Linked DNA regions of Mus musculus: all the other regions are linked to region 1. A link is a loop called in an ENCODE intact Hi-C map of the cell type or tissue named here. Cell type or tissue: left cerebral cortex. All regions are shown on one strand. Region 1 holds the start of Katnbl1 (katanin p80 subunit B like 1). Region 2 has its middle 5.2 kb from the start of Chrm5. Region 3 holds the start of Chrm5 (cholinergic receptor, muscarinic 5). Region 4 holds the start of Emc7 (ER membrane protein complex subunit 7). Region 5 has its middle 5.7 kb from the start of Emc7. Region 6 overlaps Ryr3 (ryanodine receptor 3).

Evidence for each region. A loop is a pair of places that touch in the nucleus more often than their neighbours do. Peaks named below come from ENCODE experiments on the same cell type or tissue, not always from the same donor. Only the 100,000 strongest peaks of a DNase experiment are listed, where the experiment ranks them.
Region 2: a loop joins it to region 1, with 3 times the contacts of the local background. A loop is called at or near these places in 30 of 42 quality-filtered maps.
Region 3: a loop joins it to region 1, with 8 times the contacts of the local background. A loop is called at or near these places in 31 of 42 quality-filtered maps.
Region 4: a loop joins it to region 1, with 4 times the contacts of the local background. A loop is called at or near these places in 23 of 42 quality-filtered maps.
Region 5: a loop joins it to region 1, with 7 times the contacts of the local background. A loop is called at or near these places in 22 of 42 quality-filtered maps.
Region 6: it touches region 1 in a loop (7-fold over the local background); 5 of 42 quality-filtered maps call a loop at or near these places.

What each region holds. Positions count from the first base shown.
Region 1 is chr2:112,376,110-112,381,109 of GRCm38, reverse strand. Katnbl1 (katanin p80 subunit B like 1) reads right to left here and starts at 1,899. Exons shown (of 10, transcript NM_024254.3): 1 at 1,753-1,899. It also overlaps a transcript of Emc4 not described here. In left cerebral cortex, a CTCF peak has its summit at 1,999 (motif pointing left); DNase peaks (open chromatin) are centred at 1,505 and 1,951; H3K4me3 peaks cover 1,798 bases; H3K27ac peaks cover 1,104 bases.
Region 2 is chr2:112,473,123-112,478,122 of GRCm38, reverse strand. No RefSeq gene overlaps it. Among named protein-coding and RNA genes, the nearest start is that of Chrm5, 5.2 kb to the left of the region's middle. In left cerebral cortex, no CTCF peak of the experiment used is centred here; DNase peaks (open chromatin) are centred at 2,658, 2,888 and 4,905; H3K27ac peaks cover 1,564 bases.
Region 3 is chr2:112,479,689-112,484,688 of GRCm38, reverse strand. Chrm5 (cholinergic receptor, muscarinic 5) reads left to right here and starts at 3,872. Exons shown (of 1, transcript NM_205783.2): 1 at 3,872-5,000. The coding sequence starts at 3,920. In left cerebral cortex, CTCF peaks have their summits at 2,719 and 2,924 (motif pointing right); DNase peaks (open chromatin) are centred at 1,443, 1,887 and 2,928; H3K27ac peaks cover 1,397 bases.
Region 4 is chr2:112,453,078-112,458,077 of GRCm38, reverse strand. It overlaps Emc7 (ER membrane protein complex subunit 7), which reads right to left and starts at 3,053. Exons shown (of 5, transcript NM_133749.2): 1 at 2,778-3,053. The coding sequence starts at 3,010. In left cerebral cortex, a CTCF peak has its summit at 661 (motif pointing left); a DNase peak (open chromatin) is centred at 3,097; H3K4me3 peaks cover 2,313 bases; H3K27ac peaks cover 1,333 bases.
Region 5 is chr2:112,446,793-112,451,792 of GRCm38, reverse strand. No RefSeq gene overlaps it. Among named protein-coding and RNA genes, the nearest start is that of Emc7, 5.7 kb to the left of the region's middle. In left cerebral cortex, a CTCF peak has its summit at 1,990 (motif pointing right); DNase peaks (open chromatin) are centred at 1,285 and 1,985.
Region 6 is chr2:112,765,697-112,770,696 of GRCm38, reverse strand. It overlaps Ryr3 (ryanodine receptor 3), which reads left to right. Exons shown (of 104, transcript NM_001319156.1): 49 at 4,368-4,458. Among named protein-coding and RNA genes, the nearest start is that of Gm22676, 270 kb to the right of the region's middle. In left cerebral cortex, a CTCF peak has its summit at 2,807 (motif pointing right); a DNase peak (open chromatin) is centred at 2,831.

The sequences.
Region 1 (5,000 bases):
TAACTTACTGTTCCCATTAAAAGTAATTTTTGGTCTGGATTCCTAGTCTTTGAACAGTTTCTTCAGTAAAATACCCTGCCTCCCTTTCTATAAATGTCTTACACAAGCCCTTCATTTCTTAGCTGTATAGCAGATTTACCCAGTCCAGATCATCATACATCACTGCCCCAAGGAAGAGTATATTATTTTGTAACTAATCTCACACCAAACTAACTTCCCTAATACCTGTTGCCTGGCACATTTCTTGAATATAGCTCACTGGATCCAGTACTGTGCTGGACACTGAGGCAATAGAAACCTCAGTAATTGCTGAATGAAGTTTCAAGGTTTCCATATGAATAAGTGCTGACTACTGAAGGTAGCTTACTCTTGAGGTGTTTCTCTGCAAGGTGTTATGAAGTATACTCATTCCAAATACAAAATAGTGTACCCAGTTTTAAAGAATCATGTTTCCAGCTGTTCTCTGGTCTCTGAAAAGTGAAACCATAAACCTTATTTCTATTTATCTTAGAAACATTTTTTTCCCTCAAACACAAAAATTAATCGTGGTCAATACGAGCAGGGAATGTGGTTGGTGTGTGGATTCATTCATGTGTAGTGTACACAGAGGCGTACGCACATAAATATCTCCGAAGCTCAAGCAAATGAAACAACACTTTGGACATTAGTAAGATCAAGGCAGAGGAGGCGGCCCTGTGGCTTTGTGGAGCAAATAACTATGTAACCCTACCTAAGATGACTTCCCCGTGCCTTTTTCCCGTGTCAAAATGATGATAATACTACCTATTCCAAAGCAGCACTCTTAAAACAACTCTTAGCACACAGAAAACAAAATAAGTAAGTTATTACTCGTTATGGCTTATTACAAGTCCAGCTACTATCCAAGCAAAAAGCCTCCATGCATAAACTTCTGACTTGAAGAAGCTGATTTGAAAGAGAGAAGAGGGCTGGAGAGATGGCTCAGCCGTTAAAGGCTAGGCTCACAACCAAAAATATATGAGAGAGGAAAAATCCTGAATGATTTTGTATAAAGTTTCAGATATTAGGTGGACTGGTGTCTCAGCGAGCTCGTTAAGTACGAAATCGGCAATAATTATAGAATTATCTCTTCCAGTTACTTTTTTCTCCAGATCTGCCAAGAAATTGATATAGCTGTTTTCAAGGGACTTTAGAAGCCAGTACAAAACAAATCAACTCTTTGTTATCTCCATGCCTAAGCTCAGTTAAGCACCTAGGTACAATTACGGAATAACTTTTCAGAAAGCACAACGAGGTTTTAAAAGTTGCAGTCAATGATTCTTATGCGGCTATGTCAAGTTTCTGTCCTTAGAAACAAAAGCCGATCTGTCTGGGACTCAAAAATTCCTCAGAAAAATAAGGAAATGCCTCAGCCGGGCCTAGGCTGCTCTGGGGAAAACCTGTCCTCGCAGAGCAATCTTCTCACGCGCCCCGTCTTTCCCCGTAGGGTGCAGATGTCGACTCCACCCGAAGATAAATAAATGACAGTAGGTTTGATCCATGCCTCTCCTGCCAGGACCCCCGAGGCCTGCAGCTCCAACCTCCAGACAACCGCTCGCCCGGGGGCTCCGCGGGAGACCGGGGGCCCCACCCGCCTGCGTCCCGCCCCGACCCCGCCGCCCAGCCCCGGAAAGGCCGCTGCCGCGGGGCCTGCAGGTGGGCCCGGCCAGCTGCTCAAGAAGCCCGCCGCGCGAGCAGCAGCGAAGGCCCCAACCGGGTCCGGCCGTCACTTACCGGCGCCTCATGGTACCGCAGCGCCCAAGCTCAGCCACTGTGCTGATGAACCGCTCCCGGCAGCTCGGAGCGTCCCTCGGATCCCCAGCCGGGCCCCACTCACAGCCATTCAAACACCGCCGCGCGCGGCCCGCCGGGATAGCTACCCCGTGGGCGGCCAGCCGGGCCCCACCCAGCTCAGACTCCGCCCCCTCGGATGCCTGCCGGAGGGGGACCAGGGTGCGGGGCGGCGGCGCCCCCTCGTGTCCACAGGTGCGTCCGACGCTTTGCCACAAGAACAGTGGACCTGCGGGTAAGGGACAATCTACACGTGGGGCAATCTGCTGTTAAAATCGTTCAGGAGAAGATGAATATTCATTTTCATTTAAACCACCAGGGTATAGTGGTTAAAAGCGTGGACTCTGGAACTGTGCCACTTTGGACGAGTCACAAAACGGTGTGCTTTTGAATTCCTCATCTGTAAAATGGAAATGAGGAAAATGCATCTGCCTCAGTATTGCTGGGGATAGCAAATGGGTTAATACATACAAAGTAATTTGGAGAGTATGTGGCTCCTGGTAAACACTACATAATTTCTGACTGTCTTGTTTTCTGTTACGTGTCACACTTCCAGAATCTCTTTTAACAATTTTTATCAACTTTATTATTTAAAAAAAAAAAAAAAACCGAAAAATTTGCAACTCCCAGCACCCTCCCTACCCAAAAACTCACAGACTGCTGCAACAGTCTTCAGACAAATGTGTATAATATAGGTCCTCTCCTCAGAAAGCAAGCTCAGTCTTCTTCGGTTGGGAACAAGACTATAAGATTAGGATTGGGCCGGGCAGGGTGGTGCACGACTTTAATCCCAGCACTTGGGAGGCAGAGGCAGGCGGATTTCTGAGTTCGAGGCCAGCCTGGTCTACAGAGTGAGTTCCAGGACAGCCAGGGCTACACAGAGAAAACTAGTCTCGAAAAACAAACAAACAAACAACAACAAAAGATTAGAATTGGTTCTGCCCCTGACATATTTTTAGTTACTGAGGGCAATTCCCTTGACCAGAGCCTGCTCAGGTTAAGCCACTGGTCAAGGGTAGCAAAGATAAGACTAAGTTTGTCTTCTGTGGTTGTTGTCCCCAGTACAGCAGCCAAGCAAGTAGGGCATTTGATGCAAGTCTTCCTCATACATCCCGTGGCTCACTTTTTTATATGCTCCTGAAAGAACTCTTAGGTCTTAAGGAAATGGCTGCTTAAGTTAAGTTCATCAACATGTTTAAGGATTTCCTATGCACCTAGCAGACTTGTCTCCAGGTGTTATAGACAACAGGAGGTGGCTTGGAAAGTCAGAAAGAGTGGTATTTGCAATACACCACACTGAGTGAGGTCATGAAAGCTATATTCTAAACGATGTGGATATTCAGAGCTAAGAGGCCATTAGTTAAGTATAATGTCATATATTTGTCCTCTGCAACAACAGGGCCCTAGCTTTAATCAAAAAAAAAAAAAAAAAAAAAAGTAACAATGAAAACATTGAAGCAGCCAGTTATGGGAATGGGAAAATATTTCTAGACTACTTTGTGTGAGCAATGTCTTTGAGAGCTGCTCAGATGATACCAAGCACAAGCAGGCACATGCCTCTATGTGTAGCCACACCTGCAAGCTCCATCTGGGTGAGCCAGTGAGAGGAACCAGGCCAGAGAGAATACTTCCTAAACATGACTTCTACCAAGTAGGTGGTGGTGCTTTAAAATAGAAGCGTAACGCACATGAAGTCACTTTCACTCAAGGTATTTCTTCATCATCCTAAACATGAATTTCTTGACGGCCCACTATGCAATAAAGATTATTCCTGGGCCCTCGGCAGAAGAGAATAAAGAGAGAAAAAACATGTTCCTTACCTCAGGAGAGGCTGGGCGGTGTGGTAGCAAATGGCAGAGACCTGAGACTCGAAATCTGGTTTACTAACAGAAAAATCTTATTGAAAGTAAGGCGTCCAGATGCCTAAAAGTAAGAAGAGATCTTCAGTGTGCTCATTTATGGAACTTATTAAAATATAAACTCTCAAATCCAGACCCAGATTTTAAGGTTTATACCGGTAATGAGCTGCCAAGGTGTCCCGGTGTTGAGGGATGTTTTTGTGCGCTGTGTATTCCAATGCCGATTTCTGTACCCGGAGGTCTGGGGTGCAGTCCGGATTTTGATATTGTCATTATGATGAAGGATTTCCTGAATCCTTATTTTGTAGAACTTTGTTCCCCAATCATTTTCTGATTGGTCAGTAAAGATCTGATCAGCCTAAAGTTGAGGAGGAGAGTTAAGGCAAGACTTCCAATCCCCGGGAGAGGGTCCAAGGTGGAGAGTCGCTAGGGCGTCTCCATTGAGAAGAAGGAGGGGGGGGGGGGACCAAGATGGCAGGTAACACCACGTGGCTGGGAGGTGACTGGCCAGGCTGGCTCAGAATCCTGCCCAGCTTAGTGCCTGCAGCTTTTAATAAATGCAACAGGTCTTTGTGTAGTTATGTCAGAACAAAGGAAGGTGTAGAAAAACCCTGTGCTTTTACATCCTGGTTCTTGTATTTTAACATATAGAATAAAGAAAGATGTCTTGATATTGCAACTTTTGAAATACAAATTGTACCATTTTGATATTGAGAACACCAATACCTTTCCTATCAATAAATTGAATTTTTTTCTTGATACTCAATAAAGTTTCTTTTCCTTTTTCTTTTCTTTCCTTTCCTTTCCCCTTCCCCCTTTCCTCTTTTCTTTTCTTTTCTTTTCTTTCCTTAAAGACGTGTGGCATGGGCCTGGGGAAATAGTTCCGTTTGTCTGTAGTACTTGCTTTGCACAGGGACCCAAATACAATCCTCAGAATCAATCCGTATTTTAAAAGCTAGCAGTGATGGCACATGCCTTTAATCCCAGTAATGAGGAGGTGGAGACAGGTGGGTGAATACCAGGCCTCCCTGGCCAGCAGGTAAACTACTCAAAATGGGGAGGAGGGCTGTGGAGCTAGTGGCGCTGGCCTTTAAACCCAGCACTGCGGGTGGGGAAGGAATATAGACAGAGGCAGGCAGATCTCTGAGTTCCAAGCTAGCCAGGTCTACAAAACACATTCCAGGACTGCCACCCTGTATCAAATAAATATGAGATCCAGAACTGATGGAACTCATGTAAGGGTGGAAGGAGAGAACCAACTCCTGTGAGTTTTCTTCTGATCTCCCCTTACCCAGTTTTTGCACATGTAAACACACACACACACACACACAC
Region 2 (5,000 bases), 97 kb before region 1:
ATACACAGGTCACTGTCCTGTGTGGGATAGGTGTGCTACTTGGACAAACAGGAGGGGGATGTCTTCTTCTTCTTCTTTATAGGTCTTTTATATTTGAAAATAAAATGACTTCCTTGTTGAGACCTATCCAAATTCACCCAAAAGTGAGAAGCTCATAAAAGTACGCTTGAGGGTTCAGTGCAGCTGGCCATGGTCCTTAAACATGGAAGCTTCACTATGGGGAGCCCAGTGATGTCATCCCCCCCCCCTTTTTTGGTTTTTGAGACAGGGTTTCTCTGTATAGCCCTGGCTGTCCTGGAACTCACCCTGTAGACCAGGCTGGCCTCGAACTCAGAAATCCACCTGCCTCTGCCTCCCGAGTGCTGGGATTAAAGGCGTGTGCCACCACTGCCCAGCTAGTGATGTCATTCTTGCCACACATGCAGGAGGCACTGGATTCAACCCACAGCACCAATGCAAACATATAAGTTTCAGCTTTAAAAAAGAAGTGTAAGCTATAATGATATAAAAACAAAATTACAGACATACATTTGTATGCTGGAATTACTTAAAAACAGAATTTAACTGAACTATCCAAGTATTTTTATATAAACCAACTGGAAGTGCAGTGGTGCTCAGTAGAAAGCGCTTACCTGGCACGCTCAAAGCCCTGCTGCATTTGAGTTTAAGAGACAGACAGGACTGGGGAAAGGTGAACTCAGATGCTTCTTTGATGATTCTGAAAATAATACATGTCCAAGAAAATTAAAGCTATGAAATAATAAGTCAAGTTAGTGAAAGATACAGGGTAAAAGCAGGGCAATGGTTCACGAACAACTGACAGGTGGAAACTCCTGCCGGAAACTTTATAGCTAAATCTGCTGATATCTTTTGATGCTGTGTTAAAAGATTCTCTACACTTTAGCTGGGTGTGGTGGAACATACCTGTAATCCCAGCACTTGAGTGGTAGAGACAGCTTTGTCTCTAGCAAGATCCTATTTCAAAAAGAAAAAAAAAATTCTGGATTTCATTTCACTCAATGGAAGCCAGCTCTCTTTTAACCCCATTTTCTAAGATGATGGAAAAAAGAATTGACCTGGTTTCCTGAGAATCAGGTGTGTATCTGAGTTCTTCCTTTGATCCAAAAGAACGGAGTTACATACCAAGGAGGCTTCAGGATGGGAGACTCTTGGACAGGACAAGGCTAGTCCAGATGGCCCTCTATCCTATCCCTGCAGAATCTCATGTTGAGGAGAAACATGTTCGATGCACCTAGTTGTGGAGCCCTGGTGAAGAGCAGGTTGACACCTGCCAAGAACTTAGTAGAAATACTAATTGGCTCAAATCTCCGAGACAGAGGTTCCCAGGCCTACATGATACCAGAAGGGTGTGGCTTTACTTAAAAACCTGCTCTACCAGCTCCACACATGCTTGATTCTTTTCCTTTAAAGTCTTGGCTGCTGGCAGAATCCGAAATCTCTCCATGAAAATGGCATTTTTAACGCTGTGCTGAGTACTCGGCATTCACAACAGAGAGGTAAGCCAGTTAGAGCAAACTTACCCAGAACTGGAATGGGGAGCGTCTTGCTCCTCGAGACACACGGAACACTCTACTGTCACACAGAACCAACCCTTTTCACTTATCTTTTGAGAAATTGATCTTTATCATTGATTTTGGAAAGCATTCATGTGTACAGGGCTCCTCATGTCCATTAGCATAGACAAAGCACACCCCCAAACTACCTGAGAAAACAAAGGTTTCCTAGAGTCAGGCTGTTGAGTGGGTCCTTCTGAACGCAGACATCCAATTGTAAAGTACAGGGACTGGGAAGTGGGTGGGGCACAAGCTGACCAGACCCTAGGCCTGGGCCCCTGCGTCCTTAGCTGTGTCTGTGATGAACTATTTCCAGCTTTAACTAGCTATTTGTTGAATGATACATGCTGTCAATAATGTGCTTTGTTTCTCCTTGGCTGTGCATTTGGTGACAAGTCCCAGAATCTTGGTTTTCCATTCATGTTTTGGCAAAACAAAGCCCGTCATCAGTGGGCCTCTGCTTTGACCCTCTGGTGAGAGTCCTCTGAGGATAATGCTGTCCGTTCTTTGTAATTGTTAAATCTGTACCTGAACCCCTGGGTTTGGGTATATGGGTGTTTACTGTAAATATCCAAATCACAGGAAAGTATACTGTACTTGTGTCGTTCTGGATACTAAAGAAATGTAACCACACAGTGATTCCATGGAAAGTGTTAAAACTGGAGAATGCTCTCTGGTTAGCATGATGGACCCATCTGTATCAGGGTCCTACCCAGCTCTGCATGGCCTTCCCCTTTAAGATAGGATAAAACTATGGAATACACATCTTGCTACTTTCTGTGATTTGCCATTTCAGTTACCAATGACCACATTAAGATTAAATAATGATGATTTTAAAAGTCTATGGCTAAAATTCTTCCTTTCTCCTGTAGCACAAGGGCTAGGGACAGACCTAGAAACACAACTCTTCTTCTCAGACAGAGACCCTGCACCAAAGGCAACAGCTCCACTTTGTCACGTCATTTCACCACCACTGAAAGTGATTTTAATCGCCAGCTTCCTCTTGTCAGTTCATCAGTGAGGTTCAACATTATGCAAGCTCTCCGCTGATTTAAGAAAATCTAGATGAGTGGGTGAGTGTTAGGAATAGAGCCAGAAGCACATTTTTAAAAGAACAAACTCCTTTGAAGTTAATTTTGAACTTATATAAAAGCTGAATAAGTACTACAAACAAATTTTTACCCTTCATCTACTTTACAAACGCATTAAAATTTTGTCCCATTAATGGGCACTCTCTCATTTTTTAAAAAATGTACACACAATGTTTTTCTCAGCTTTCTGAGAATAGGCTGTCTTCCCATCTCACTGTGTTTCTTAAGAACAGAGTTACTTTATGTAACCACTGCAGGAATTCAAAAAGCAGGAGAACTGCCCTGGCTACAATGTTGTTCTGTAGTCTATAGACTGTAGTCAAATTTCAACACTTTGTACAAATGCTATTTACTATAAGAATTTCTTTTTCCATTCAGGAGATAATCTAGGATCAAGGAGAACACTGCCGTGGCATGGTTAGAACCCTTTAACCTGGGGGAGGGCCTCAGCTTTTCCTTGCCTTTCATTTCCAGGCCCTTCTGCATACTAAGCAAGCGCTCACCTGGCCAACGATGTAATGTACAGATTCAGTCCCACAATGGTTTTGCACTTTTCCTCCCCTGGAACTCACAGTTCTCCAGTCTTAGCTTTCTTTTTTTTTTTTTTTTTTTTATTATTAGGTATTTTCCTCGTTTCAGTCTTAGCTTTCTGAGTACTGGGATAATAATCATTAGCCACCCCCACCCTGACTTAATATTTGTAAATAAGTAAAATACTAATGTTTATAAAAACCAAAACTATAAACAGATTTACTCAAAGAAGTGTCCCTCTGCCCAACATTTTTTTAAATCCCATTCCATCATGGCCTAGTTAATAGTCTCTGTTTCTTCCTTTTATTCTTTAACAAAACAAACAACAAGGTGGCTCAGTGGATAAAGTTGCTTGCCTCCAAACCTGAGTCCCATGCCCAGGACCTATGTTGTAGAAGGTGAGAACCAGTTCCTGCAATCTGCACCTCTGCTGGCACAGAAACAAAACAAAGAAATGAAAACAAACAAACAAAAAAAAAACCTTAAAATTTCTTTTAGCCGTTTCTTCAGTGTTTGCACCCATTTTTTTCTTTTTCCAATTTTTTTATTAGGTATTTTCTTCATTTACATTCAAATGCTATCCCAAAAGTCCCATATCCCCTCCACCCCCACCCCTGCTTCCCTACCCACCCACTCCCACTTCTTGGGCCTGGTGTTCCCCTGTACTGAGGCATATAAAGTTTGCAGACCAAGGGGCCTCTCTTCCCAATGATGGCTGACTAGGCCTTCTTCTGATACATATGCAGCTAGAGACACGAGATCTGGGGGTACTGGTTAGTTCATATTGTTGTTCCACCTATAGGGTTGCAGACTCCTTCAGCTTCTTGGGTACTTTCTCTAGTTCTTCCATTGGGGGCCCTGTGTTCCATCCAATAGCTGACTGTGAGCATCCACTTCTGTGTTTGCCAGGCACTGGCATAGCCTCACAAAAGACAGCTATATCAGGGTCCTTTCAGCAAAATCTTGCTGGCATATGCAATAGTGTCTGAGTTTGATGGCTGATTATGGGATGGATCCCTGAGTGGGGAAGTCTATGGATGGTCCATCCTTTCATCTCAGCTCCAAACTTTGTCTCTGTAACTCCTTCCATGCGTGTTTTGCTCCCAATTCTAAGAAGGGGAGGTGCCCACACTTTGGTCTTCTTTCTTCTTGAGTTTCATGTGTTTTGCACATTGTATCTTGGGTATTCTAAGTCTCTGAGCTAATATCCACTTATCAGTGAGTACATATCATGTGAGTTCTGTGATTGGGTTACCTCACTTAGGATGATACCCTCCAGATCCATCCATTTGCCTAGGAATTTTATAAATTCATTGTCTTTAATAGCTGAGTAGCACTCCATTGTGTAAATGTACCACATTTTCTGTATCCATTTTTCTGTTGAAGGGCATCTGGGTTCTTTCCAGCTTCTGGCTATTATAAACAAGGCTGCTATGAACATAGTGGAGCATGTGTCCTTCTTACTGGTTGGAACATCTTCTGGATATATGCCCAGGAGAGGTATTGCTGGATCCTCCAGTAGTACTATGCCCAATTTTCTGAGAAACCGCCAGACTGATTTCCAGAGTGGTTGTACAAGCTTGCAATCCCACCAACAATGGAGGAGTGTTCCTCTTTCTCCACATCCTTGCCAGCATCTGTTTGCACCCATTTTTAAAAAATCAGGCATCTACTTGTATTTTGATGTCTTAAAAAAATATCCACCACTTTCTCTAAAGCTCTGACTCATCAACAGTGATTACTTCCCAAATACCCATCCATCCCTTGGGCCCTCAATGTACAAAAAGAGCTGTGTGGACTCGGG
Region 3 (5,000 bases), 100 kb before region 1:
CACTATTTAGAAAACAAATATTGTGATGGTCAATCTATCTATCTATCTATCTATCTATCTATCTATCTATCTATCTATCTATCTAATCTATCTATCTTTGTCCATTAAAATGGGTCTCGAGCTGGGCGGCAATGGCGCACGCCTTTAATCCCAGCACTCGGGAGGCAGAGGCAGGTGAATTTCTGAGTTCGAGGCCAGCATGGTCTACAAAGTGAGTTCCAGGACAGCCAGGGCTACACAGAGAAACCCTGTCTCGGAAAGAAAGAGAAAGAAAGAAAGAAAGAAAGAAAGAAAGAAAGAAAGAAAGAAAGAAAGAAAGAAAGAAGAAATGGGTCTCAGTATGTAGCCTTGACTGGCGGAGAGCCTCACTAGATAGACCAGGCTGGCTCTGAACTCACAGAGATCCACCTGACTCTATGTCCCAAGTGCTGGAATTAAAGTCATGCACCACCACGTCCTGGCTGTTTGTGACAGTTCTAAAACAAAGCGTTGACCCCCTACAAATATAAGTCTCGTACAACAAACACATCTTTCTGAATTTTCTGTAATCAGGCCAACTTTTAAAATAGTTCAGCTGCCTTCTTATACTTGGAGAGTATAAGAAGTGTGAAAAAGAAGAGTGGAAAACATTGGTAGGATTTCTTAGAAAGAAATCTGCTCTTTTTCCTTTTTCTTTTGAACCAGCATCTCAATAAATTGGCCTTTTCCTAACTCTGGAGTCCAGACAGGCCTTGAATTGTCCATCCTTCTATCTAAGCCTCCAGAGTACCTGAGCTCTTAGGCCTGCATCGCCAGGTCTGACGTTCCACTTGTTATGTATTTTAAACATCTGCATCTACTACTTAGGGGTACTCACAGGACACAGAGGGATTCTAGCAGTACCTATGCTGTAAGCCCCAAGTTCCTGCCCGTTTTATTCTAGAGGTGATAGAACGATCAAAGCCCATGAGGCTCTAATGGAATTTGTTAAAGAGCTTCAAGGGTTCAGGCTTAGAGAACTCAAAATTGATGGAGCCATCCCTAAAATATACACTGCAAATTTCTACTGCCCTCCACACTCTAAGCTGTTGACCAGGTTTTCTGTAACAGACATTATCAGAAGATAATTTCCAGCCCTGCCATCACTAAACACAGCAGCTGGGATCCGTACTCTTATACTCCATCTTCCCTTGGGATACTATTGTTGGACCTCAGTTCCAGTCCCAGGCAGTTACTTCTGTTGCCACGTTAGGCCCCATGCCAGCTCACTTATCTGGAGACCAGAAACTCTAGCATGTTCTCCCATGTATCAGTTTTACCTTCTAATGTGCCATTCTCATTAGCATGAAAATGTGGTTTATTTCCACTTTTCTTTAAAAATAAGAAAAGGCCAGGCTAGACAGATGGCTCAGCACTTAAAAAGCACTCGCAGCTCTGCATGAAGGCCAGGATTCAATTCCTAGCATTCACACGGTGGCTCACAACTGTCTGTAACTCCATTCCTAGGAGACGACTCCCACTTCTAGCCTCCAAAGGGCACTTCATGCCTGCACAAACATGGTGCACAGACATCCATGCACACATAACCACTCTCCTCCTCGTCCTCTTTCCCATGTCCACACAGCTTTCTGACCACCGCAGCCCCCAAACAATTTAACAAGATACATTCTGATCTCCTTGGAACTAAACCCAGGCTCAAGCATCAGTCCTAATCTTCCTAGATCAGTCAGCCTTGCTTGAAGCAGGGGATTGCTGTCTCCTCAAGACATTCTCCTCCTGTTGCTTACAGGAAAACATGTGTTCATTAGGAGTGCAAAGATGAATATAGAATCTTTGCTTTTACTTCTTTTGGAAAGAGTTTGCTGCCAAGGAATTCTGGACTTTGTGACTTTCCCATAAATCTATCTACAGCAGTATTTCCAAGGCTTTTTATGACATGGCACACATAGAAAAATAGTAAGTTTCCAGAAGTCTGAGAATACTGCATAAGACAGAAGGAAAAGGAGCCCCACCCTCACCCCAGAACTGGGAGGAAAACACTCTCTCTCTCTCTTCCTCTCTCTCTCTCTCTCTCTCTCTCTCTCTCCCTCCCTTTCTCTCTCCCTCTCTCTCTCCCTCTCTCTCTCTCTCTCCCTCCCTCCCTCCCTCTCTCTCTCTCTCTCTCTCTCTCTCACAAACACACACACACACACACACACACACACACACACACACACACACACACATCCAGTGACTCCCTGTCTAGTCCTCGAATTTAAACTGTCTCACCGGCTTTCCTGTCCTCAGCGACAGTGCAGCCATTTAATATCCTCAGGAATAGGCCTTTCTGTCCCTGAAGGCCCAACTTTCTTCCTGGATGGTTGATAAAGCCGAGTAATATTAAGCCTCTCAATTCATGTGCTGGCACATCTCTTTTATGCTCCAAGGCACTTAGCACACTAATAAGCACCATTTTTAAAGCCAGTCAGTTGAAATCCTGCTCCTAACATTATCGCTTCAGACACAATGAGAAGTCATCTCTTCAATGAAATGAACCTTGGACTGCACTTCTTCTTTATCAGTCAAAAGAAGTGAAATACAGGTCACTTAATAAGAGCTGCCTAAAACTTTGTTTCTTCACACATTCCTTCGACAGGAGTTCTGGAGTTCTTCCTGATATTTAACCCACTGTGAGCACTTGTGTTTTAAACCTACTGCTTCTGGTTGCTACATCTGGTGTTCATGTCCAGTTTATGTGTCCCAAATTCAAGTCTGTCACACTCACACTCACCTTCCCCCTCCCCCAACTCCACTTTTATCCCCCACCCAACCCCCATTCCTGCCCTCCACTCCTCCTTCTCCCTCCAACCTCCCCCTCCCTTCCTTTTAAGCAATTCTATTTTTTCTTTTCTTTCTCCCTTACCTTCTCAACCCCCCCCCCTTTTATAAAATTGCCACAAGAGGGCAGCAGTTTCACACATATGAAAGATGCTCAGGCATTGAGGGCTGTTTGAAAAAGCAAAAGGATTATACAGTTAAAAAAGGGCTGGTGGTCGCACACGCCTTTAATCCCAGCACTTGGGAGGCAGAGGGAGGCAGATTTCTGAGTTCAAGGCCAAGCCTGTTCTACAAAGTGAGTTACAGGACAGCCAGGGATATACAGAGAAACCCTGTCTCGAAAAACAAACAAACAAACAAACAAAAAAAAAACCAAACAAACAAAAAAGTAAAAGACACAAAGTTGGGTGGGTGGGTGGGTGGGTAAGGAGGGGTGGGTCTAGAAGGGGTTGGGGGAGTGAATATGATCAAAATACAACATATGGAATTCTCGAAGAACTAATACATTTTTAAAAGAATAGCCCTGATAAAAATGTTACTACTGATGGCCTAGCAATTTCTATGGATGAAGAATGGTTTCAGTGGGAGAAGCAGGGAATGAGAGAGGGCAATGAGACAGGAAGACAAAATTCATTTGTTATGTGTGTAAAAATGTCAGAATTTTTCATTGAAAAACATGTAATTGAATTTTTATAGTCAAAGTCCAAAATTCATTAGGCAGAAGAATTTTGCAATGATAAAAATTATATACATATATTACTATACTGTTATCCAATGCAATGATGTGTACAGATATATTTCTAGAATGTTATCCAAAATGTATTTTGCCTTCTACCTTATACTTACCTTAAGTATTTCAACACTATGAATAGTTTTGATAATTAATTTCTTCAGTGGGGAAAAAGGTTCAACAATTCAGCATCTTGTTCTACGTGCACTTCATAATTTTGTTAGCAATGATGAACCCTAAATGAAAAAGAAAACTATGCAGAAGTGTGTGTGATGAGCGGAACTGACCTGTTTGTGTTTCTTCCAGATACTGGCCAAGAAGAGGGGAGGTAGCTCCAAACAGAGAGTAGCGCCAAACCTTGGACCAAATCTGAGTGTAATTTCTTGAGCCAGGATGGAAGGGGAGTCTTATCACAATGAAACCACTGTCAACGGCACCCCAGTAAATCACCAGGCTTTGGAACGCCATGGACTGTGGGAAGTCATTACTATTGCAGCTGTGACCGCTGTGGTCAGTCTGATGACCATTGTCGGCAATGTCTTGGTCATGATCTCCTTCAAAGTCAACAGTCAGCTCAAGACAGTTAACAACTATTACCTGCTCAGCTTGGCCTGTGCAGACCTCATCATTGGCATCTTCTCCATGAACCTCTACACGACCTACATCCTCATGGGACGCTGGGTTCTCGGGAGTCTGGCCTGTGACCTTTGGCTTGCACTCGACTATGTAGCCAGCAACGCTTCTGTCATGAACCTTCTGGTGATTAGCTTTGATCGTTACTTTTCCATCACAAGACCACTGACATACCGAGCCAAGCGTACCCCAAAGAGGGCTGGCATCATGATCGGCTTGGCATGGCTGGTCTCCTTCATCCTCTGGGCGCCAGCCATCCTCTGCTGGCAGTACTTGGTCGGGAAGCGGACAGTACCACCTGATGAGTGCCAGATCCAGTTCCTCTCTGAGCCCACCATCACTTTTGGGACCGCCATTGCCGCTTTCTATATCCCTGTCTCCGTCATGACCATACTCTACTGCCGGATCTACCGGGAAACAGAGAAACGAACCAAGGACCTGGCTGACCTCCAAGGTTCCGATTCTGTGGCAGAAGTCAAGAAGAGAAAACCGGCTCACAGGACCCTGCTCAGATCTTTCTTTAGCTGCCCTAGACCCAGCCTGGCCCAGAGAGTACGGAACCAGGCCTCCTGGTCATCCTCCCGTAGAAGCACCTCAACAACGGGAAAGCCAACCCAGGCCACTGATCTAAGTGCTGACTGGGAAAAGGCTGAGCAGGTTACCAACTGTAGCAGCTGCCCCTCTTCAGAGGACGAAGCCAAGGCCACCACTGACCCTGTCTTTCAAGTGGTCTGCAAGAATGAGGCCAAGGAAAGCCCGGGGAAGGAATTCAATACCCAAGAGACCAAGGAAACGTTTGTGAGCCCTCGGACTGAAAACAATGACTATGACACTCCCAAGT
Region 4 (5,000 bases), 77 kb before region 1:
GTAGCCTCTTCCCCTCCTTGTCCCTCTAGCAGAGGTGGTAGTAATTTCTATGTTAGTTTGGCTTTCATGCATTATAGGATAAATACTGCTGAGGCTGTAAGCTCCAGGGTACTGCATAATCTGATGTTTCTTTATATCACGATGAATAGACTGTTTTAATCCTTTGATTAAACTCTATGTGAACTATTCTAATTTTGGTGCATATTCTGCTCTTTTGTTTTTGGAGACAAAAGTCTTACTATATAACCCAGGATGGCCTCAGATTCATGATGCTACTGCCTCCCTCCCAAGAGCTGGGACATAAGTGTGCATATTACATCCAGTCATCTTCTATTTCTTTATAGACACTGATAACAACCTCAAGACACTTTTGTTTGAGCAGAGGGGAAAAAAAAGAAACTGATGACTATTCAACACAAATAGAACCAGAATTACTAAATGAAAAAGCAAATCTCAGCATGCTAGGAGATACCTGTAATCTCACGAGGAAGTGAGCACAGGAGGACGTGATTGTATGAACCACAGTGAAACTATGTATTTAAAAAATATTCAAGGGCTGGAGAGATGGCTCAGCAGTTAAGAGCACTGACTGCTCTTCCAGAGGTTCTGAGTTCAAATCCTAGGAACCACATGGTGGCTCACAACCATCTGTAATGGGATCTGATGCCCTCTTCTGGTGTGTCTGAAGACAGCTACAGTATTATAAATAAATAATTATTTTTTAAAAAGTCACAAGTAAGTAGTATATAAGCTTATAATTTCAAAACAAAATAAAACAAAACAAAACAAAACAAAACACCTGGCAACCACCTAACTGTCCAAAAGCAGAAGACTGGAAAAGCGAGTTGTGATTTATATGCACATTATGATATGAAAAGTGGCTTAAGTGCTCTTTAACCCACTTCCTCTCACCTCCATTAGTAAAGTTCCAAGCTACTTCCCTAGAAACCAAAAATATAGTCAAACTTGTGTGCTGGTTATTCAAAAAAATAAGACAAATTACCAAGCCTATTTCCAACAACACTATCACCATAAGCCGGTCAGTGGTGGCGCATTCCTTTAATCCCAGCACTTGGGAGGTAGAGGCATTCGAAATTCTGAGTTCAAAGCCAGCCTGGTCTACAAAGTGAATTCGAGGACAGCAAAGGGCTACACAGAGAAACCCTGTCTCAAAAAGCCAAAAAATAAAAAGCCTAAAAACAAACAAAAAAAAAAAGACTATCACCATAAAAACCACATCGACTCTCAATTAGCCCTCTATATGAATATAAGAGCATGAATAAAAACATGTTCATAAATGTTAAATGAAAATTATGGTCTTATATGCTTTACTCTTAAAGACAAGTCATATGATTCTACAGAGTCAGAAAAAAATTTACTATAAAACATTAAAGGTTATTATCTTTCTGTTGCATCTTTTAAAAAGAAAATATCTTATTTATATTTTCTTCAATAAACATTTATTTATTTGTACTTGGACCTCTTGCATACTAAGTCCCACCACAACACTGTACCACCAGCTTTTTTTCCTTCTTCTTTGAGACAGGGTCTCAACGAAATAGTTCAGAGTACCCTTTAGCTTATGGTCCTTCTGCTTCCGATTCCTGAGTAGCTGAGATGCTAGGTCTATGTCACTGTGCAAGGCTAAACATATCTAACAATCTATATTAAGTTGTAAAATATCTTCAAAATAAAAATAGGAGGTTTTCAAATGTGCTGCATACGGCAGAAGTTGACTACTCAATTAAGCCTTACCTCCCACATCCTAGTGGGAATTTATTACTAATGAAACATTAATTAGGACAAAATTTAAACAATACCCTAATGCCAAATAACATTAAAATATTGGTTGTCAACTTGCCATTATTTATTAATCTGAGGTTGAATATCCCACAAGGGAACATCAACAATCTGCAGAAATAAGCAATTCAAGTTGAAACATCCACATTTAAGATGTATGGTTGAAGTTGGTCTATAAAGCCAGCAAAGAAATATTTTCTTTCAACTCATAGTTTCAACTCCAAATACTGATGGCAAAATTTAAAACATATTCGTGGCTTGAAGAATGAAAACGGACTGCTGACAAAGCATTAAGAAATTCAACCCACCTTCCAATCTAAACATAAATCACAAACTCTTAAGAACAAGAAAAGAACAACTAGGCGTAAGGAATCTCGAGTAACCCTGGTCTGACTTAAATGACGACTATGATATCGCAAATCCCTCGATGAATTCAATTGTAAAAAGAACAATAATCACAAACTCGGGCCCCAAAAAAGCACTCTTTGATTAGGGACTTCTGGGCCCATTAATTTTAGAAGCAGGACCATTAGCCTTACAGTCTATGTCATCACTGGGAGCCCTTTGGGCTTTGACAATTCCCACTTGTTCAGCATCTTTCTACACAACACCAAGCTATCAGAAGAGTGACATGGAGAAAGCAACTAGGTTTCAGAAACACTAGACAAAATGCAAAGCGGGTAAAACCCAACAGATAAATGAGACTCCCCTGGGCCCAAGTATGATCTGTCTCACACTGGAGCCAAAATACGGCTACAAATAAATGACCGCATAGGTCTCGGGCGCCTGGGACCACTGTCCGCCATCCTCGTTGCTGAAGTACCTGACTGCCTCTCAAGGTCTCCCAGCACAAACCGTTAGTGGCGCCGGTGCCTTCAGTTTCTGACAGCTACACTGAGGGTCCTGACAGCTGTCCTAGCTGGATACCCTTCCAGCGTCCGCCCCAATCGCTTTCCTGCTGCCCTCGGGATGCTCACTTAAGGAAGCCGACATGCTCTTCTCCGTCTACCAGCACTCGGGCCGCGGAGATCCAGTCCTGAGGCTTCACCCCCGGAACAACCGCACGTCCCTCGATCTTAAAACGATCTCCCAGGCCGACCCCACTACCTCCCGGGCCCTCGGCAGCAGCCCCAGGCACCTCCGAGCTGTGGGCATCTCCTGATAATAACAGAAGCAGGACGGAGAAGAAACCCCACAGAGCACCCGCCATGACAGCAGCTCTGAGGAGTCAGGCCTACGGCCCGGAAGTCCTACCCCGCCGCAAGGCCGCTAAAGCTGCCGCCACCGTCGCCAGCCGATGTCGTCATCATCCCGAGCCGGATCCGGCCCGGAGCTTGTCCACGCCCCGGAGAGAAGTTGTGACCGCTGACTAATCAGGAGAAGGGGCGCAGGATCAACGCTCCGAATGACCCAGGGCTGGGGCTTAAAAGGTGGCGAGGCTTTTAAGTAAAGATGCCAGGGCATGTAAGGCGAAGTAAAGCTGGCAGAGAGTTTTGCTGTGGCGTCCACAGTTGCAGGTCTTATCGTGGGCGTAAAGGACCATGAGACCGAGAGGAATGAGGATCTGAAGTGTTGAGTGCTGTGTCTGTAGCTAACAACATTCAGACATCGACCCTATCACTTTCTCAAGGTTCTTGCTAGCTCTAAATAGTCTCCTTTCTACCACATATCTCCGTAAAAGACCCTGTGCACTCTGCCTCCATAGAAAAGTTAAAAAAAAAAAAAAAAAGAGTGAAGCTCCCGATGGAGAGTGGAAATGCAGACAATTTGGGCTGAAAAGGAAAACAAAAAGTTTTTTAAAATCTATATCAAAAAATGGTGATCCATGTTTAAGTTCGCGGAGAATGTTTATTTTCATTCTGTGTTAATGCTTTGGTTTTTTAACAAACAAGGTTGCAGACTGAGAAAGTGAAGCACTCACTATAAATGGTAAATAAAATACCTAAGACACAGACAGGGCAAATGGCCAGACCACCAGAAAACAGTTACCTTCGTAAAGCCATGCCGCGTCTAGCATCCTTCTTCCAGTTCTTAATTCTTATTTACCAAGAGTGCCGCAACCCTGCTTCGTTTCTCACTGTTTCGTTGGCTAACATATTCTTTTCAGAGTTGATGCTTACCTGCCTTAGATAACTCAGTCATTGAGCAGAGGCCTAAATACTGTAAAAATTCATCCATCTTCTCTTCTACTAATACTCTTCTACTAATTCTCTTCTATTCAGTTTCTCTGGTATAGAGTTTTTCTTGCTACAGAAATTAATACACCTAACTTTATGCATGTTTCTAGTGGTCTCTATCTCCATCCCTTGACTCTGTGCCCAGAAATAGTCTATAAGCAAAAACATAAAATTAAAAATATACATATATGGGGGTAGAGAGATGAGTCGGCTGTTAAGACCACTTGTTACTCTTGCAGAAGACCTGAGTTCAGTCCCCAGCCCCCACACTATAGCTCTTCAAATTCCAGGTGATCTGATACCTCCACAGGCTAGTTCACATACATACATACATGTGAGCAACATCCATATACTTGATATTAAATAAATATAATATGCAACATAATGTATATTTATTTGACACACACTATTATATAAATAGTGCTTATTATATAAATAAAACCAGTATGTTGTGAATTCCTCCCCCATCGTGAGTTTTTTTTTAGATAGGATTTCATACTACAGTCCAGACTGGTCTTGAACTTTATCTGTTCTTCAGCCACTGAAATGCTGGAAGGATTGACATAAATTGTGAGCCATCACAATTACCTCAATATGTAATTTAATTAAAATTAATGTGTTATAATACATATAAATATATAAATGTATGCAGCTATAATGCATCTCTATTTTACATGTATATATTTGTACACCATCTATCTAATAGCAAACTACAAATGCAGTTCTTCATTTTGCCCTTTTTCCCTAATGTAGCTTGGAAAAAAAAATCTCTGTTTTTGGTCTATGTTTTATAGACAGGGTCTTATACCATAGCTCAGTCTGCCCCAGAATTCACTATGCAACCCAGGCTAACCTCAAACTTGTGGCAGTTTTCCTGTCTCAACCTCCCTAGTGCTAGAGCTAGTGCTGCTCTTGGCTGTAAATTATCCCAATGGTATATAAATGTTTCCTCATTCTTAAAATAAGGCTACCAAGTACCCCAGTATATAGATTTCCTGATTCCCTACTAAGAGACGTTAAAAT
Region 5 (5,000 bases), 71 kb before region 1:
AGACTCTTGGGAGACAGCTCTTTTAATAAGGGAACAAAGGCTACTTAAACCGTAGGGGGCGGGTAAGGGCTTTTGGGGTGAGTTACATCATTGTCCATGGCCTGGGCACTGGGGATACCTCATTTGCATAAGGAAATTCCAGATGCTGCCAAACATGACTTTATAAGTGGATTGGAAGTTTGGCTACTGAGGTTGGGGACAAGGCTGAACATAGGCCTCGGGTTTGGGGTGGGGCAGCAATCCTACCCCTGTCAATTTTAGGATTAGAATTCCAGGGTTTGGCAAACCTCAACCCAACTCTTGCTCTTGGCCAGCTCCCCACTCCCCACTCCCCACTCCCAGTCCCTCAGCTCCCTGGCCCCACAATCTTTGACCTTTTCTCCCCATCTGTCTTAGTCAGGGTTTCTATTCCTGCAGAAACATCATGACAAAGAAGCACTTGGGGAGGAAAGGATTTATTCAGCTTACACTTCCATACTGCTGTTCATCACCAAAGGAAGTCAGGACTGGAACTCAAACAGGTTAGGAAGCAGGAGCTGATGCAGAGGCCATGGAGGGATGTTCTTTACTGGCTTGCTTCCACTGGCTTGCTCAGCTTGCTCTCTTATAGAACCAAGACTACCAGTCCAGAGATGGTCCCACCCACAAGGGGCCTTTCCCCCTTGATCACAAATTGAGGAAATGCCTTACAGCTGGATCTCGTGGAGGCATTTCCCCAACTGATGCTCCTTTCTCTGTGATAACTCCAGCTGTGTCAAGTTGACACCCAAAACCAGCCAGTACACCATCCTTCTCCTAAATGCAACAACCAAGGTCTCTGTTCTCTGCCTCACCACGAATGGGATCTGCATTGTGTTGCAGACTTAGGGGAAAACCATGTGTTTGCAAGGAAGACATTCCATCAAAGACAAAAGCGCCAAAATGGCATCACTGATCACCAGGTTCACTTTGCCGGAGGGCTGAGCCCTCAGACAGTTTCAGGGTTATTTCAAATCCAGCTAGGGCAGACATAACCATTATTGAATCACCGTTAAAATATGAGACTGTGTAGCAGTGCCCCAATCCTTAACTGCTAGAGTGGTTTTAGAAAACACAAAGTAAACTAACACCTCTATAAAACGATAAAAATGTTACAAATATGCCCAAATAAAAATAACTTCAAAGCAAGTCTTTATATTTTTTTTTCAAGTGTATTTTTTTTCTTCTTTGTTGATACTTTGTTGCACCGGTTCTGAAAATGAAGAGGGGAACGTGGGAGTTGCTTTTTCTGTAGGAGTATGAGCGGAAGAAGACAAGCAGCAAACACCGACTGAGATCTGTCTCCCGCTCTACCTTAGTCCTTAGTCTACTGTCACTTAGCAAAGCATCTAGTATTTGGAAATCCTCGACTGTCAAACGCAGGACTCCACACACTGACCAGAGGACACAAGTCTAAGGGCTCATTTCAGACATGGTAGAAGTCTGTTATCTGCTGTTTTCTAAGTAGGATATGGTTTGTATAGATACCCAACTCCAAATTATAGGAGAGGCAGTCTTGCAATACCCCCCCTTGGGCCTGTGTCTAATATAGAAACTAAGCACAGGAAACTGTTCTAGGAAGACCTTAAGTTTGATGTACTTTGCTTGTTCAGACAGACTAACCTTGCTGCTTTACATCCTGGAAGGTTGACCCTTCAAAAATTGCAAAAACTCTTCTCTCTTCTTCTATCTTCCAGAAAACTGACTTTTGCTAATGGACTGTACCAGGAAAGGCTTTTCAGTTTCCTTTAACAATGCCGCAGAAAATTTAGTGATGAGGTAAATTTACAGTCACTCCTTCCCAACTTTCCATGGTTTTCCTGTTTAGACGTCAAGCAGGTGGTACTTACCTGAGCTATTACTTATCCTTGGTTATTAATGATGATGTGAAATGTGGAGGTGATTTGTTCGTCACCCAGACCTGCTCTTTTCCACCCTCTCTTCTCTCTGGGCCCCCAGCCTTTTCTTGTTATTGCCACACGGGGGCAGAGAGGAGTGTGAAATAGGGAAAAAACAGAACAACATCCAGAATTTAAGAATTTTTTTGAGTGTTGGATTACACATTCAGATGTTATTTCTTCCTTTTTGTAAAAGCATTCTTTGTGTTTTTGATATTTTTGCAACAGTTTGTAGTTAATTTTTTTAATTAAAGAAGCTGAAGTATTATTTATACATATACATATATGTGTGTATAGTTATACACATGTAGTTATATGTATACATATGTATATATACATATACATACGTATATACATATATATACACACATATATACACATATAACTATATAACTATTGAAATTTGAATCAGCACTTCTCCAAAACCAATTATCCTCCCTTGCTGGAGTTTTCCTAATCACTTACTGACATATTTGGGGATGGGTTTGGCCATTTCCCTCTGTCTCAGTATTCTGCTTGTTAGTATTTGTGTGGTGTCATGGTGATCCTCTAGCCACTTTCATGTACCAGCTTTCTAAATAGAAGAAAGGTTAAAAGGGAAGTCAGTGTTTTTTTAATAGAGTAGCCACTGTAATTCCTAGGAAACTTCAGCTATGCTAATCCCCAAACACTCTGGTATTTATTTGGGGATGACTTTTGCCCTCTTGAGTTTTCAAATCATATTTACTTCAAACAGTTAAGCTAATCTCTTTCACTCAAATAGACTGTAGTCAATTCTTTTGTATATTTTTAATGTCTGTTGCCCACCTAGGACTCTGGGTTTCAAACTCTCAAAAGCTATCTCTAAAGTTCTTTGCAGTGAAATGAATCATCTGTCTTTCACATAGGGAAGTTAGTATGCTTCTATGTCTTCCAGAAATAGATAATAATGGAAATGTTTCACTTTATTCATTTTACTTGAATTTCTTATCTCTTCCATCAAATTCTGTGAAAACTAAAAGAAAAACAAATTGAGGAAGAATAAAATATGATAAATAACTTACAAACATGAAGAGGAAACATCTTAGATTGTAGGAAATGATAATATCCTAGGTCTCCTGGCATATTCTAGATCAAGTGCTTTGTAAATATTAAAATGTATTTCTCAATACTGTACTGTGTTTGAGTAATAGTGGCTGAGAAGCCAACATCTAAGGTGGAAGAAGCTATGGTACACTGATTATTCTTGTGTGTTAAGCCTGGACTGTTCTAGTGGGCACAGCTTTTCACTGGCTTGGGCTGCAGTGTAGGAATGTCCTTGACACCATGGGGGTCTAGTTTAAAGGATTAGCTCAGAGCAGCCACAGAACATGCCATGTTCAACACAGCAGTTGAACTTGAGCTTCACCCAGGGAGCTTGAGCCTTTATTCAGTCAGTCCCTGGGCTCTGCCTTTCACATGCCAGCCCTTAGAAAGCACTGAGCCTCTGTTTACAACTGCACAAGTACAATGGCTGTAGTTCCAGGATGTCTTCATTTGAATCTAAACTTTGTAAAAAATTGTTGTAAAGTACACATTCAATTTACTGTCACAACCATTTGAAGTTCACATTTAGTTGACGTAAGTTTCTATGTAGTGTTGAGCAAGACTCCTTCCAGACCCTTTTATTTTAGGGAACTGAAACTACATCTATTAAAAAACAAAACAAGGGGCTGGCGAGATGGCTCAGTGGTTAAGAGCACCGACTGCTCTTCCAAAGGTCCGGAGTTCAAATCCCAGCAACCACATGGTGGCTCACAACCATCTGTAATGAAATCTGATGCCCTCTTCTGGAGTGTCTGAAAACAGCTACAGTGTACTTACATATAATAAATAAATAAATCTTTAACAAAACAAAACAAATTTAAAAACCTCATTGTCCTCCCTTGCCAACCAACTGATGACCACTTAATTCCTTTATGTTCCTGTGAATTATCTGGGGCTCATTAAATAGGCTTACAGAAGGTGTCTTTTCATGTGTAGCTTACCTCACTTAGCACAGCAACATCATTGAGGTTCATACATATTGGAACATATGTTAATTTTCTTTCTTTTAAAACTGGGTGAATGGATTCAATTGAATGTACATGGTATGTTTTGCCCATTCCTTCAGGCTGCTTCCATGTTTGCTACTGTGGGTATGAAGAGGGGCCTACACACAGCTGTGAAGTCCTGCCTCTCCTTCCTTTGGGTCAGACAGCCGTTCTCTTTTTGCTTTAGATGGAGGTATCACGCTGTTTTCCAGGATGGCAGTACCATTTAATTTTGCTACCAGTAGGGCAGTGTTGCAGGTTGTCTACACCATGTTAGACCTTGTTATGTTTGCTTTTTATTTCTTTGGGGTTCCTTGTGTTGGTTCACATAGAAGCCATGGATCAGGGTGTGGGTGGCCTTGAGTTGCATTTTCTTTACATCCATAGATCTTTTCTCAGGCTCTGTGTTTTATTTCTTTTGAGCTTGTTGGCCTTTCTGTGAGGAAATCTCGTCATCCCCTTTCCTGCATTTTTTTTCAGGTATATCTTTCTTCTCTTTTAAAAATCTTAGCTGAGAAAGATACAAAGTTTGTACATATTAGTAAGGGACCATGAAGTGTTTATGCATGTATATGTTACCTAATGTTTAAATAACATTTAAACATATTTATCTTCTCAAAACATTGGTAATTTCTTCCTAGTGAAAAATTTCCAAAGATTTCTTTCTAGGTATCTCTGAGCCTCTTGTTCCTATGTAGGCATAAGTTAGTACTCACTGATAAACCTTCCTTCTTCCTCCCTTCTCCTCCTCCACTTCTTTCTGTGTGTAAGACTGAGACAGAGAAAGAGAGAAGAGTCTCACATTGTAGTGTATGTAGTCCAGGATAGTCAAATTCCTACTGTGTGGCTCAGGCTGACACTGAACTTTTTCAGTCCTATTTCAGCCTCTTGAGTACTGGGATGATATGTGGGAGCCACAGTAACCAGCTCTCCTCTTTATCCTTACCAGCCTTACTCACCATTCTACTCTCAGCTTCTATGAGCTCAACTGCCCCAGATTTCATATGCGTAAGATCATGTGATTTTCATCTGA
Region 6 (5,000 bases), 390 kb before region 1:
GGTAAGGAACAGCCTAACACATTTCAAATATAAAGGCTGAGTAAAGGTAACCTACATTCTCTTTGTAACCTTCTAACGCCCAGAGGCTTCACTGCAAAGTACCATTTGCCCAACATGAGAGGTATAGGGTTAGAAGTTAACACAGACTCAGGGCTCAAAATGGGCTTTCTTTCCAATATATTGTGCTGGCTGGTCTTATATCAATTTGACAAAATCTAGAGTTGTCTGAAAGGAAGGAAGCTCAATTGAGAAAATGCTTCAGGAAGATCCAACTGTAGGGCATTTTTTAAAATTAGTGATTGATGGGAGGGCCCAGGGCACTGTGGGTGGTGCCATCCTTGGGATGGGTGGTCCTGGGTTCTATAAAAAAGCAGACTAAGCAAGCCATGGGAAACAAGCCAGTAATCAGCACCCCTCCATCACCTCTGCATCAGCTTCTGCTTCCAGCCTCTGCCTCCAGGTTCTGCCTTGCTTGAGTTCCTGTCCTGACTTCCTTTCATGATAAACAGCAATGTGGAAATGTAAACCAAATAAACCCTTTCTTCCCCGAATTTCTTCGTGGTCATAGTGTCTCGCTGCAGCAATAGACACCCTAACTAAGACAATCCCCTTCCAAAACTATATGCAACCACACTGACTACTTCGCTTATCCTAAGGTTAGTATCACTGGGGGGAAAATTAGGTTAAATAGAAAGGACATAGTCTTGCAAGATAGACAAAAAGCTTTGTAGACACACTGACCCACTAAGAGTTATGGAGACTGGAGTTATCTGCTTCACTACCTCGAAAGGAAGAATTCTGGCCTCATTACTTGCCGGTGTGGGCCTCCGCATCTCTCCTCTGGAGACAATGGGACTAGGTGATCCTACAGAACAAATCCTCTCTGTCAGCGTCAATGCTGTACCAATATGAAGAACTGCTGCTGTCTTTGGTCTAGCTTTTGCTGAATCTGACCTCAGGTTAGAGCCACATCAAGAAAGACACTGAGTGTCTCAGAATTAACTCCAAATAGAAAAGCCAGGTTCATGTGACTGGTCAGAACTAGGTGTATCTTCAAAGAAACCAGAGTTTGGGGCAAGTAGACCTGAAATGAGGCTCCACATTCTGTCTCTGTAGTTCAGGGGGCAATGCTCTACTCTTCCCCAACTTAAGTTCCAGGTATGACAGGCAGACCGTTCATAACTGGGTATTTTATTATATACCTGTAACAAGTCAGTGTCTTGGCTAGGGTTCTGTGGCTACAATGAAATGCCGTGACTGGGATGCACGTTGGTGAGGAAAGGGTTTATTTGGCTTCCACTTCCGGTATGACTGTTCAGTGAAGAAAGTCAGAACAGGGTCAGGACAGAAACCCGGAGGCAGGCGTTGAAGCAGAGGTCACGGAGGAGTGCTGCTTACTGGCTGGCCTCACGCTCAGCCTAAGTATAGACTTAGGACCAAGCCCAGGGGCAGGGGCGGCCCCACCCACAATGGGCAGAGCCTTCCCACATCAACTGCTAATTAAGAAAATCCCCCACAGCCCATCTTATGGAGGCATTTTCTCAACTGAGGCCCCTTCCTGGCAGGTGATTCTATATTGTGTCAAGATGGCATAAACTAGCCAGGACAGTCAGTCAACAATAGAGTCAGAGATTTGTTGTCCCCCTTTATTACCATTGAATAGTGATAAGAAACACCGAGTGAATTTTGAGTCATAATTACTAGATTCAGGTAGGACTGTTTCTTTGGGGATGGGTTTTGATTCGCCTTTCTTAACCCAGAGCCTTTTATCACAAGGCAAGTTTTTAGGAATTAAGAACACTGTCTTCTTTTAAAATTTGCAGAGACCTTTAGTAAAAATGCAGAGACCTCCTCATTTCAGCCACTCAGCTTAGAATGCCAACTTGGAAACTGCCTGATGTCACTTCACTGGCTGTGACTTCTGCCTTTAAGTGAGAAGTCTTAGTTTTTAACACATGGGTTCTTCTTTCTTTCTTTTTGCCCATTCATAATTTTCCCAAATTAAAAAATATATATCCTCAGCCATTAAAAACAAAAGTAACAAAAAAGAAGGGTTGTGAAATAGACAAGTTTTGTTCCTTGTCACCTGTATTTGTCCTCCTTGTTGAAGGTGCTTTGATGAATTCTCCTGTGCATCTTCTTTACCAGTGAAGTTCCTGGTCTTGCCTCCGTATCTCCTCAGGTGGCTATGAAAGGAATTTGGGGATTCATGAACTAAAATTAAATATGTGTGTGTGTGTGTGTGTGTGTATATATGTGTGTATATGTATGTATGTATATATATACATACATGTACATACACACACACATATACAAACATAACTCAGGCTGGACAGATGGCTCAGAGGTTAAGATCACTAGCTGCTCCTCCAGAGGTCCTAAGTTCAATTCCCAACAACCACATGGTGGCTCACAACCATCTGTAATGAGATCCGATGCCCTGTTCTGTTGTGTCTGAAGACAGCGACAGTGTACTTATATGCATTAAATAAATAAATAAATATTTTTTAAATGCACTGGAGAGAATCCATAGGGACCTCTTGACTTTCGCTTGGCATCTGAAAAGTAAAAGTTAGCCCCTCTTCTCTCTCCTTTCTCTGTCTCAGAATTTACTTGCACCAAATACCACAGCCATGAACTCAGTAATTTGATAAGTCTTTAATTAATCTTTAATTTCTGTGTTTGACATGTACAGAGTTGTTTTGAGAGAAAAAAAGAAGCCCAAAGAAATCGTTCTAATAATGTGAAATTCCTGGACCAGATGATAATGAAGGAGATTTTAGGGTTGCCTTCAGATCATACCAGCAGGTGGAGTCGGATTCCACCTCTGCAGCTGGCCTGCTTTATCTTCTTCCTTTGCAGCTACATAGTGAGACTGTCTTTAAAGAAAATTCTTAGTTCTGAGAAGTCTCTGGAGACAGCTATAAAGCCAGCCGCATCTTTCTGTTACGTATTTTGCACATAATCACTGAATATATTTTCCGTGCATACAGCCCCACATCATCTTCATGCACAGCCATTGGAAATTAACCTTAAGTACCCCAATTCATTACCACATGCCTCTTTTTTATATTTTAACCACATTCCATTTTCAAACTGGGGCTTTACCATCCACTATGATTTATCTAAGATCTGTGTTAAGACACTCTTTGGTTTGAGGCTTAGTCCTAATTTATGCTGCTTTTTTAATTTTATGTTTTATTATTGGGTGTGCACGGAATGGGTGTGTGCATGTGTGTGTGTAAGTGGGTGCCTCTGTGTGTGTGTGAGTGAGAGAGAGAGAGAGAGAGAGAGAGAGAGAGAGAGAGAAATTCCTGTGCTCCAGGGAACATGCAGAGATCAGAGAACAGCTTTCTTGAGTTGAGTCTCTCCTACTCTGCCGCAGACCCTCTGGGCCCCTTTGTCTGCGTGGAACGGGTCTCTAGTCTCAGGTGGACAAAGCGTAGAATGATTGACAAACAGACGCACACAGGAGAGTTCGTGTGGAATCTGAATATAATTTTTCAAATCGAACATCAGACTTTTTATGCAGAAGACAATAAGGAAGTTGGGTGACATACCCGCAAGGTACAAATGAGGTAACCGGATGCTTAATGACTCTTACACAGAACAGAGGAATGAAAACGCAAAGACTGGCAGGAACTGGGCAATAAAATAACCGAGACAGAGTCAGCCCTATCTAAGGTCAGCTATAGTCTTAGAAGCCAGGTGTGAGAACTTTTCACTCCTAGGGCGAGGGCTTTCACACCCAAGTCATGGTTCTAACTAGGGAGTTCCGTTCTAGCTAACCATCTCATGAATAATGCAATACTCTAAAACCACAGCCCGATCTACTTCCTAAACCATTGTAAATTCTTGTATATGGGAGCGACTTTGCTTTTATTGATAGTGTAATACCAGGGGCTATTCTGAATGTCACTGTCTAGCTCAAGGACGTTCTAGGACTGTTGGAACACTGGCGGAAGGCTTTAGCTATGTCAGAATTCAATCTTAAAAGGCACTTATAATAAGATGATACTGAAAGAGAGCACGTGGATCCATACACTAGACTAACGTGGGAATGGAGAATCAAGGGGACACCAGACTCCAGGAGGAGAGCTTCCTTGAAACTCTTTTTGCCTCATGAGCAGCTTTTAGGCATCCCTGCCTGACAGGCTGACTCGGCCGGAGTGCCATGGCACCCTTCTGGAATGGGAAGGGATCAAATACAGGTTTGCACACTAAGCATTCTAGCCCACCGAGTCCTCTTGCTGGTACTAATATGTGCTTTTTTTCCCCCCATTGTCCTTTGTTTCTCCTCCCTTCCTCTCTTCACCGTTCTGTATTTACTTTGTCCCATCTTTCTGTTTTCTTACTCTATACTGCAGTCATTTGAGACCTTCCATGTTACAGCAACTCCTGCGTCGTCTGGTTTTTGACGTGCCACAGCTCAGCGAGTACTGCAAGATGCCCCTTAAGGTAAGCATCATGCTCACCATAGAAGTGCCGTTCATGGCACAGGCGGGGCGGGGCTGCACAGAGTGCACACAATTAGAGAACCGAAATGTGTATTCTCTCTCTCTCTCTCTCTCTCTCTCTCTCTCTCTCTCTCTCTCTATTATTACTTCTTTTAGTATTTTGTGTGTACCAGAATTTTCCCTACATGTATGTCTGGGCAACATATGCACGCAGTACCAATAGAGGCCAGAAGAAGGTGTTAGCTTCCATGGGACTGGAATTATACACGGTTCTGAGTCTCCACTTGTGGCCAGGAATCAGACCAGGGTCCTCTGAGAGCAGCCAGAACTCCAGCTCTCCCTATGGTCTTTTATTCAGAGGATCTAAAATGTCCCTTTTCATCGTGGTTTTGTGCTTTTTTTCCCTCTTGTTACAGATGCTTTGAATTTCTTTTTCTTTTTTCTTTTCCTATTTGTTAATGAAAAGAACACAGAATTTTTTTTAATTTACTTTCTTATTCCTATAACTTGTCTCTTATAGCCCCATATTATCTAGTCCTGGGT